Linked DNA regions of Homo sapiens: regions 2 and 3 are each linked to region 1. Evidence: chromatin contacts called from ENCODE POLR2A ChIA-PET data. All regions are on one chromosome and are shown on one strand. Each heading gives the region's core, a stretch centred on a gene start or an enhancer-like site at or near the end of the contact. The rest is flanking DNA. Distances are from core to core; before and after follow the strand shown. Region 1 holds the start of PSIP1 (PC4 and SRSF1 interacting protein 1). Region 2 holds the start of KDM4C (lysine demethylase 4C). Region 3 overlaps KDM4C (lysine demethylase 4C).

Region 1 (2,982 bases), core at 270-2,769:
AGGAATCTGGTCCACACCTCCTTTTTGCCTATTGGAAACAAAAAGGTAAAACAACTTCTTCAAGGTCATAAACATCTCAAATAAAAAAGGAGAAATGAATTTTCTGGCCCTTCCTCGGTACTAAACTACTGTAATACTTTCAAGAATATCCAGTCCTGAATCTGTATTAAACAAGCAAATCCAGAAGGCCTCATCAAGTACAAGGTATTTTTTTTAAAACCCTGTAAATCCAATTTAATCACATACGCACTTCTCTGACATCCAAGTGTTTGTGTGTAATCTGCACAAATTCCATTGATATTTTGTACTTGATCCAAAACTATGGAAATGTCAATGTTTCACTAATTTTTAAACAAAAATTCACTCTTCATTATTTCACCTACAATGGAATATTAACTAGCAACGCATTTAAATATTTCCTAGGAAGAAAATCTGTCCAAGTCTGCCAATAAACCATAGGGAAATACACAGGTATGTAGAAACGTCTGGATTTTCATAATTACACGGGAGATTATTGGGCAAAAAACTAAAATGAAAGGTCAGGTTACAAATGAGACTAAAGCGAGGGAGAGAAAGGACAGAAGAAAAAATAAAGAGACACGGTGGGCAGCAGGCCTCTGGAGAGGAGGGTAGCACTGCTAAGCGCGAGGGCTACAAATCACTTACTCGAGCTGGCCAATGGGGATAACCTTTCATCTTGGCGAAGATGAGGTCTCCAGGTTTGAAATCGCGAGTCATGTTTCGGGGGCGAGACCGGGGGTCCGAAGCCCGGGAGGCGGCGAGGAGATGCGGCGGCGCGGGGATGCGGGCGGCGGACGCGGGCCCAGCTACCGGGCCCGCGGGCGGGGGAGGATGCCTCGGGGCGTCCCGACGCGCCTGCTAGGGAGAGCACCGAGGGCGGTTAAAGCGAAGAACCCCGAAGGGAGGGGCCGCAAGGGGAGGGGGAGGGGAACCGGCGGGTGGGGGTGGGAGAGCGAGGGGACGGCCGCCTCCCGCTCCTCCCCCGCCAGTGCGCTGCCTCCGCGCTGGAGCAGGTCCTCCACCCCGCCACCGAAGAGACGCCACCACCTGAAGCAGGGATGCTGCCCGGCCAGAAATCGCCCGTCTGCCCGCCCCATCTTTCTCCGGGCTTTTTCCACCGAGCTTAAGCCCCAAAAGGGAGGGGGTGCATGGGAGAGAAAAAGGCAGGGATTCCGAGAAGCGAGCGGCCCCCTTCCGCCCACGCAAGGCCTCCCCCGCAACCTGCTGCCCAGCGGCTGCAGCCTCGGCCCCCTCGGCTCCCGGGCGGGCCGCGTCCACTTCCCCGCTACAGCCAGGAGCGACGCCACCGAGGGGGGGGCGGGGCGAGTCCCCGTCGCCCGCTCACCTGCCGGGGCCGCGGGCGCCGACGCTGCGGTTGCTGGCCGGTCGCCTCTACCCGCGTCCACGCAAGCCACCTGCGCCACCAGCTGCCGCAGAGGCGTCTCAACGGCTCGGAATCGCAACCGCGCCGCCGCTGCCGCCGCCGTAGCTGCGCTGCTCCCGCGCGGCTCCCGCTCGGCGCCCGCTAGCACTGGGGCGCGACCAACTGTTTACCGAGAGAGGGGGGATGTTGCAGCACCCGGCGAAGCTGTGTGGCTCCGAAGCGGATTTTCTGGAAACCCTACGTCCCCAAGTTCGCTTTCATGTAACAGGTGCATGCAGATGGAGAGGAAGACGCAAGCGAAGAAGAAAGGACTGGGCGAAAATAGCTCGGCCTGCCGCAAGTTCCCCCTGCGGTTTGCGGAGTGGTCGGGCCCGGCCCGCCCCTGCTGGCTTCTCTGCGTGTGTGTATTTGTATGTGTACTGTATGTAAAAGGCGGGGAGGGAGGAAATGATTGTTGTGGACGCGGTTTTGGGGGCGGGTATCCGGGCCTCTCTCCCTTGGCTGCGTGTTAGGGAGAAAGTGGCAGTAAAGATTCATGTTCTTGTATCGTTTCCAGGGTGGGGAGGTTTGAATGCTGCTTTTGCGCGGTTTGCATCATCCAAAAAAGAGGAGCTGTACGAAAACCCTAAGATGAAATTGGAGCATGCGGCGGTTGCAGGGTGTGCTGCATCTAGGCCTCTTGCACCTCGCTGAATGGGCCTCGTAGTCTCCTTTTCCTTGAAATTGTAGTATGAGAGAGCCCTATTTCATTTCTTTTGCATTTGCATCACCAAGAACTATTAAGAAAAATGCAACCCTACTGAATGCAAAATGCGAAGGGTAGAAAACAATGACAGGAAAACAGAAACCTTTTAGATAGGATGTGAGTTTGGGCCCTAACTAAATTTTAGCTGCATCTAAATTTTATTTCCCTAGTAGAATAGGAGCTGGTAGGTGGTACAATGTGTAAGTGTTACTAAACCTCAAATATTTTCTCTCTTAAAATGCTCTTCAAGGGATTTTAAAGGTTAATTTTTTGATCCTTTAGAGAGGCTGAAAATATTTTTAAAAAGAATGTTAAGACATATAAAAATAAGAATAATAAGACATATATTAGCACCTAGATAATACTGTTTTAAATACGGGACTCAACTGGAAATGAATTAGGAAATTTTTTTTGAATTGGTAAAAATTGAGAATTTTTTGAAAGCGATACAGCATGTCTTTAAAAAGGAATGAAAGAAGACAGTCCCAAAGTAAAATGTCCTGTAAGGAGTTTCGAGAAACTAAGTATACCTGGGCAATATGCAGAGAGTTCCAAGTGGAGCAAAAAGAGAAATTGGCAGAGGAGAAGGAAGGGTTGGTGAAATGTCTTGAAGCTTCTCATTCTGAATATGAATTTAATGTGTGTAGTAGGAAGCTACTATAGGTTGCTCAGCAAGAAGGGGGTAAAAATGATTATTTAACCAGTTCTTGATGTTTCAAGGTAGATGTTAGTAGAAAGAGGCTGGGGGTAACTGGAGTACTCATGAAATGACGCATTTCTCAGTGAGAATGGTGACTAAGAAAAGGGAAGGAAGAGCACAACTAAGTAATTA
Region 2 (2,982 bases), core at 225-2,724, 8.8 Mb before region 1:
CTGAGGTCAGGAGTTTGTGACCAGCCTGGCCAACATGGCGAAACCCTGTCTCTACTGAAAATACAAAAATTAGCTGGGCGTGGTGGCGGGCGACTGTAATCCCAGCTACTCGGGAGGCTGAGGCAGGAGAATCTCTCGAACCCGTGAGGCGGAGGTTGCAGTAAGCCGAGATAGCGCCATTGCACTCCAAACTGGGCGACACAGCAAGACTCCGTCTCAAAAAAGAGTGTGTCTGTGTGTGTAGCGGAACTTTGTTTTTAACAACTAAAGAAATATGGTGACCCAATAATCCCGTTAGCCTTAGCTCAATTAATCACATTCCATCTGTCCTCACAATGTTCACCCCAGTGAGAAACGAGTTCAAGCGCGTGGTAAGCGGTGTCGATATATTTTTAAAATTCTGTTATCAGTATAATGTAACAGAAAATTCAGCATATTAGCCCAACTTTGCTCACTGGTGTGAAGATATGCCCAATCTTTCTTAGCTAAGACGTTAGAGAAAACGCCACAAGGGACCCAGCTGGGAGCTCTGTAGGAAGTTTAAAAAAAAAATCATTCAGCTTTGCAAAACATCTGATGCTCAACCATCTGTCTTTGGCAGTACAGGGGCTTAAGGTCTGGTTGGTTCCTTCTGACACCTCGGAAGGCGGAGTTACAGAGGAAAAGCAACAAGTTGTAGGAAGTTAACTTATCTAGTCTCAGACGCTGGAGGCACCTGCATTTCTAGTCACTTCAGTTCTGGCCAAACTGTTATCAACTCTAGTTTCTGAGGGACCGCCAGCCCAGGATTCCTATTGGGGTCACCTTTGTGCCTCCCTATCTTAAGAGCACACTTGGGCGGGTCGGGGCGGGACGTGCTGGGTGTAGGTGACTCAACACCGGACAGTTTTGCTTCCAGAGGCTGACACGCTCCTGCGCGGTAGTTGTTAAAGGGTTGGGACACGAAGATACTCTTCGCCTATTCGGGATCTCCCATTGTGGGAAGGAGGCTCAGTGGTCCCGGCCACCGGGTGAAGGGAGAACGGGAACACAGCGCTGTCATCGCCGGAGAGCTGCGAGCCCCGACTTTCTCGCCAGGCTCTCCAGTACATTCCGAGGCTCCACCCCGGTAACGCCACGCTGACGTCCGCGCGTCGGAGGCCGCCATAGGTGCGCGTCGGCGCCCAGGAGGACGTGTGGCGCGTGGACTACATCAGGTCCAGCCCTGCGGGACCCCAGCCAGCGCTTCCGGGCAAGGTTCTGTGCACCTGTTTTCTCCTTCTACGCGAGTATCTTTCCCCTCCGGAAAGAATGGGATATGCCTGTGTCCAAAGGACAAGAAGATGCGCGCCAGCAAGCCTAAGTTAACCACAGCGCGGAAGTTGAGCCCAAAGCAAGAGCGTGCCGGGCACCTTTAAGCTGTTTGTAAGCCCACGTGACTCACCAAGTGCGGGCCCCAGCGGTCACGTGACGGCGCGCGCGCCCTCGCGCAGGGAGAGCCGGCGGTGCGCGCGCCTTCGCCGCTGCCTCCCACCCACCCCCTCGACGGGAGGGTGAGGCGCGGCGCAGTGATCGGGCGGCCGGGGTCCTGTGCGCGTGCGCAGCGAACAGCTGTCACCTAGTGCGGAACAAGTCTCCCAAATTTCCCAAATCTCCCTGGGCCGGAGGCCACTGTCTTCTCTTCCTCCTCCACCGAGTCGTGCTCTCGCCCCAACCCGCGCGCCAGGTAACCGCTTTTCCGGAGTCTGGGGGCCAGGGCGGGGGGAGGGTCCGGAGAGGTCTTCCCGGCACTGCCCCCCTCCGCGTGGGGCACGGGGGTGCGGGCGTCCGGGCGAGCGGCGACGCTGGGGCAGAGACGCTCCGTCCGTGACTGCAGCGACTGTCAAGCTGGGGAGGGAGCGGCCGGCCGCGGCCGCAGGGGAGGGATGCGGGGGCCGGTGACAGCCCGCTCCGGCCCTTACCGAGGTTCGGTACCCGCGCTCGCCGTTTTCCCGGGATCCGGAGTCGGGGTCGCCTCCTTGGGGCAGAGGAGCGCTCGGGCGGTCCTGGGATGCGGACCTCTTAACGCCGCCAGTCGGCTGTGGCGGACTCCAGGAAGGCCGGGCCTGGTGCACCCCTCGGGGCCCTCCCTTCCCTGGGAGTGTCACGACCCGCGGGGTGAGGGTGGGAGCTCCTCTCCTGACCACCCGTTGCAGGCAGTCATCCCGTCATTCGGGGTCGTCTTCAGCCCTCGCGGCTGTCCTTTTGGTGTTTCTTTCCCCCGGCATGGGGCCATTTCTTCCTGCAGTGCCTGGAGGAACCATGATGCGGTGTAGACGGCGGGTGCTTAAATAAATGCGAGTTGGATTAGGGCGCGTGGACTGCCAGGCACAGAACGTGGCGTGGAGTGGGGACGTGGAGGAGGGAGCCAGACAGGCCGGGGCTGTAGGCAGGAGCTTGGGGTTTTCCTCTGTGCTCCGCCAGTAAAGCCAGCAGCCGGGATTCAGATGCTTTCCGCGTGGACTTGATGCTGGGCTCCCCCTTTGCTGCGCGGTGCAAGCCTGCGCTGGCTGGCTCTGATTGTGGGCAATACTACCGGGAGGGGTTTTGTCAGGTTCCTTCTTCCGGAAGAGACAAGGTAAACTTTTTTTTGCGCTTGATAAACTAACCCCGAGAGGTGATTTATAAAGCACTGTTCGGAAATGTAGGTTAGAAAAGCAGAGTCACTTTTATCCTGGTGAAAGTTACTAGTAGGTTCCGGCCACTTAGGTTCACACTAAACTCTGCCCTATTTTCACCCATTTCAGTTTGCGGTATTTAAAAAAATGTCTAAATTCCGGGCAGCTTGGCTTTACTGTTTCTATGGCAACGGTGACTAATATTCTCATTTCGAAGTGTTGTGGTTGAAAACTAGTGGTTTTAATTTTTAAAGGTCCATTTTTTATTAGGAAGCAGTCGGCTCTGCTTTGCGATTATCGCTTGCTTTCTTACCTTGCTGGCCTCCGCGCAACCCGCCCATAGTTT
Region 3 (2,982 bases), core at 288-2,787, 8.7 Mb before region 1:
TTTTTTTTTTTTTCTCCCCATAAAGACAGGATCTCACTCTTTCCCAGCCTGGAGTGCAGTGGCAAAATCATAGCTCACTGCAGCCTTGAACTCTTGGACTCAGGGAATCGTCCTGCCTCAGCCTCCTGAGTGGCTGGGACTACAGGCATGCCACCATGCTTGCCTAATTTTTTCTTTTTTTTTTTTTTTGAGACAGAGTCTTGCTCTGTCACCAAGGCTGGAGTGCAGTGGCATGATCTCGTCTTACTGCAACCTCTGCCTCCTGGGTTCAAGCAATTCTCCTGCCTCAACCTTCTGAGTAGCTAGGATTACAGGCACCTGCCACCACCCCTGGCTAATTTTTGTATTTTTAGTAGAGACAGGGTTTCACCATGTTGGCCAGGCTGGTCTTGAACTCCTGACCTTAGGTGATCCTCCCGCTTGGGCCTCCCAAAGTCCTGGGATTATGGGCATGAGCCACCCCACCATTCCTGGGTTTCAGGCCTTTGTAGCTAAATAACTTATTCACTCAAGTGACAGCTCTCTGCTTCCACAGCTAAATACAAAAGTTTATCAGATTTTTCCAAGGCCCGGTGCGGTAGCTCACGCCTGTAATCCCAGCACTTTGGGAGGCTAAGCTGGGAGGATCACCTAAGGTCAGGAGTTTGAGACCAGCCTGACCAACATGGTGAAACCCCGCCTCTACTAAAAATACAAAAATTAGCGGGGCGTGGTGGCACATGCCTGTAATCCCAGCTACTTGGGAGGCTGAGGCAGGAGAATCTCTTGAACCCAGGAAGCGGAGGTTGCAGTGAGCTGGGATCATGCCACTACACTCCAGCCTGGGTAACAGAGCAAGACTCTGTGTCACAGTGTTACATTTGTGAGATTCGTCTATCTAGGTGGAGATTTGGTGCCTTTTTTTTTTTTTTTTAATTATGAGAAGGAGTCTCATGTTCGCCCAGACTGGAGTGCAAGTGGCCTGGCTAATTTTTTGTATTTTTAGTAGAGACAGGATTTCACCATGTTGGCCAAGCTGGTCTTTAACTCCTGACCTCAGGTGATCCACCCACCTTGACCTTCCAAAGTGCTGGGATTACAGGCCTGAGCTACCTCACCAGGCCTGATTAAAGTCTTTTTTTTTTTTTTGAGATGGAGTCTCGCTCTGTCGCCCAGGCTGGAGTGCAGTGGCGTGATCTTGGCTCACTGCAAGCTCCACCTTCCGGGTTCAAGCCATTCTCCTGCCTCAGCCTCCCGAGTAGCTGGGACTACAGGTGCCCGCCACCATGCCTGGCAAATTCTTTGTATTTTTAGTAGAGATGGGGTTTCACCGTGGTCTCGATCTCTTGACCTCGTGATCTGCCCACCTCGGCCTCCCAGAGTGCTGGGATTACAGGCGTGAGCCACCGTGCCTGGCTGATTAAAGTCTTTTAATATGAAAAGACTTAGATTCAGAACTGAGCAGGGTAAGGAGAGAGTGGAAACCTGTAAGGCATTCTTGCTGGAGTAGATCTAGCAGAAGTAGCTTGGGTCTGAAGAAATAGTTCTGGCACGATTCCTGACCCCTAGATCATAACTAATTTGGTGTGTTCGTGAAACAAACAGGTTCCACAGCAACTTCCTGCTCCCCAGATCTCAGTCAAGGTGCTATGAACTTGGACCCTGATCTTCTGTTTGTAGTAGCAGTGGCAGTTCCCTTGACAGCTCCTGCTGCAGCAGTGTTCTGGGAGACATCCCTGGGGATTGAGCTGAGAGTCTGCTCTTGCAACCTTCAACAGTGCTCTAACACCAGTCAATATCAAATCCCTTTCTGCTTAAGTTAACCAGAGCAGTGTCTATGGGTAATTGAATCATGACTGATGCTATTATCAAATATAAACTGATGACAATGGCAAGTGGGAAACCTGCTGTTTTACAAATACCAGATGTGCATCACATGGAGGTTTATTCACTCCTATTTGCGTTTTGATAATAATCCTTTCTAATAATTGGTTCATTGGTGTAATCTTTATGAAATTAACCTGAGTGGCTCAAAATTCATTTTGTAGCACTGAATGCAATTACTAATTGAGCTATTTAAGCAAACTAGCCAGCCACCTACAGCTACTTAATCTTACTGGCCTACTATAGTAGCTCTGACTCACCCTTATCTTAACCAGATAAGGGATACCATACATTCTCTCTAAAGAACACCACTGACCTCACACACAGGGCTAAGTAGGCTATGCCTATTGTTAATATATCCAAATACCAGTTGAATACTCAGCAGGTCAACAGTATTTCCCATCCAGTTTATGCCAGCTGTGTAAGTATGAGATATAATTAAAAATTATGTAAATAGATTAGCTGTGAATACAGCGGTGTTATTGTTTCTACCAAATTTAAGTTGAATCCTTTGGAAAGCACCATTAAAGATGAGGTAATTTATTTTTAATCTCAAACGAGGTGTGGGAATTATAACAGTAAAAAGTTAAGAGATCGGGAATTTGTAAACATCTGCAAGGATTCTGGCTCATATTGCTTCTCAAGTATCCTAATTCTCATACTGTTATTAAAAACAAACCCACAAAAAAACGAAAGAGAAATTGGCCAGGTGCTGTGGCTCACACCTGTAATCCCAGCACTTTGGGAAGCCAAGGCAGGCAGATCTCTTCGAGCTCAAGAGTCCAGGACCAGCCTGGAAACATGGCAAAACCTTGTCTCTACAAAAAATACGAAAATTAGCCGGGTGTGATACTGTCCACCTGTAATCCCAGCTACTTGGGAAGGCCGAGGCAGGAGAATTGCTTGAACCAGGGAGGTAGAGGTTGCAGTGAGCCGAGATTCCGCCATTGTACTCCAGCCTGGGCAACAAGAGTGAAACTCCCTCTCAAAAAAAAAAAAAAAAAAAAAAAAAAGCGACTTTAATCATATTTGGAATGTCTCATATAATGTAGATTTCAGCTCTCCAGAATGCAGTCTCTTGAAGGTGCAGATTCTTCAGGCATTGAGCTCATGATTTCA

What was found. ChIA-PET counts read pairs that join two places held with the same protein, here RNA polymerase II (POLR2A).
Region 2: POLR2A ChIA-PET joins it to region 1 with 6 read pairs in CD4-positive, alpha-beta T cell. The contact joins the promoter of KDM4C here to the promoter of PSIP1 in region 1. POLR2A ChIA-PET finds 5 or more read pairs at or near these places in 3 of 52 experiments (CD4-positive, alpha-beta T cell, activated T-cell and naive thymus-derived CD8-positive, alpha-beta T cell).
Region 3: POLR2A ChIA-PET joins it to region 1 with 12 read pairs in T-cell. The contact joins the enhancer-like site here to the promoter of PSIP1 in region 1. POLR2A ChIA-PET finds 5 or more read pairs at or near these places in 2 of 52 experiments (T-cell and naive thymus-derived CD8-positive, alpha-beta T cell).

Annotation. Positions count from the first base shown.
Region 1 is chr9:15,509,451-15,512,432 of GRCh38, forward strand. It overlaps PSIP1 (PC4 and SRSF1 interacting protein 1), which reads right to left and starts at 1,520. Exons shown (of 16, transcript NM_033222.5): 1 at 1,367-1,520; 2 at 667-879. The coding sequence starts at 738. RefSeq lists enhancers at 633-1,586, 1,587-2,539 and silencers at 646-845, 946-995, 1,126-1,185, 1,196-1,405, 1,426-1,505.
Region 2 is chr9:6,756,499-6,759,480 of GRCh38, forward strand. It overlaps KDM4C (lysine demethylase 4C), which reads left to right and starts at 1,475. Exons shown (of 22, transcript NM_015061.6): 1 at 1,475-1,705. RefSeq lists enhancers at 1-277, 1,009-1,368, 2,569-2,788 and silencers at 1,409-1,648, 1,739-1,908.
Region 3 is chr9:6,777,919-6,780,900 of GRCh38, forward strand. The region is part of intron 1 of KDM4C (lysine demethylase 4C); the gene reads left to right. Among named protein-coding and RNA genes, the nearest start is that of KDM4C, 21 kb to the left of the region's middle. Within about 2 kb of position 1,538, at least 2 of the 41 ENCODE cell types and tissues checked have a DNase peak (open chromatin) inside an H3K27ac peak, as active enhancers do.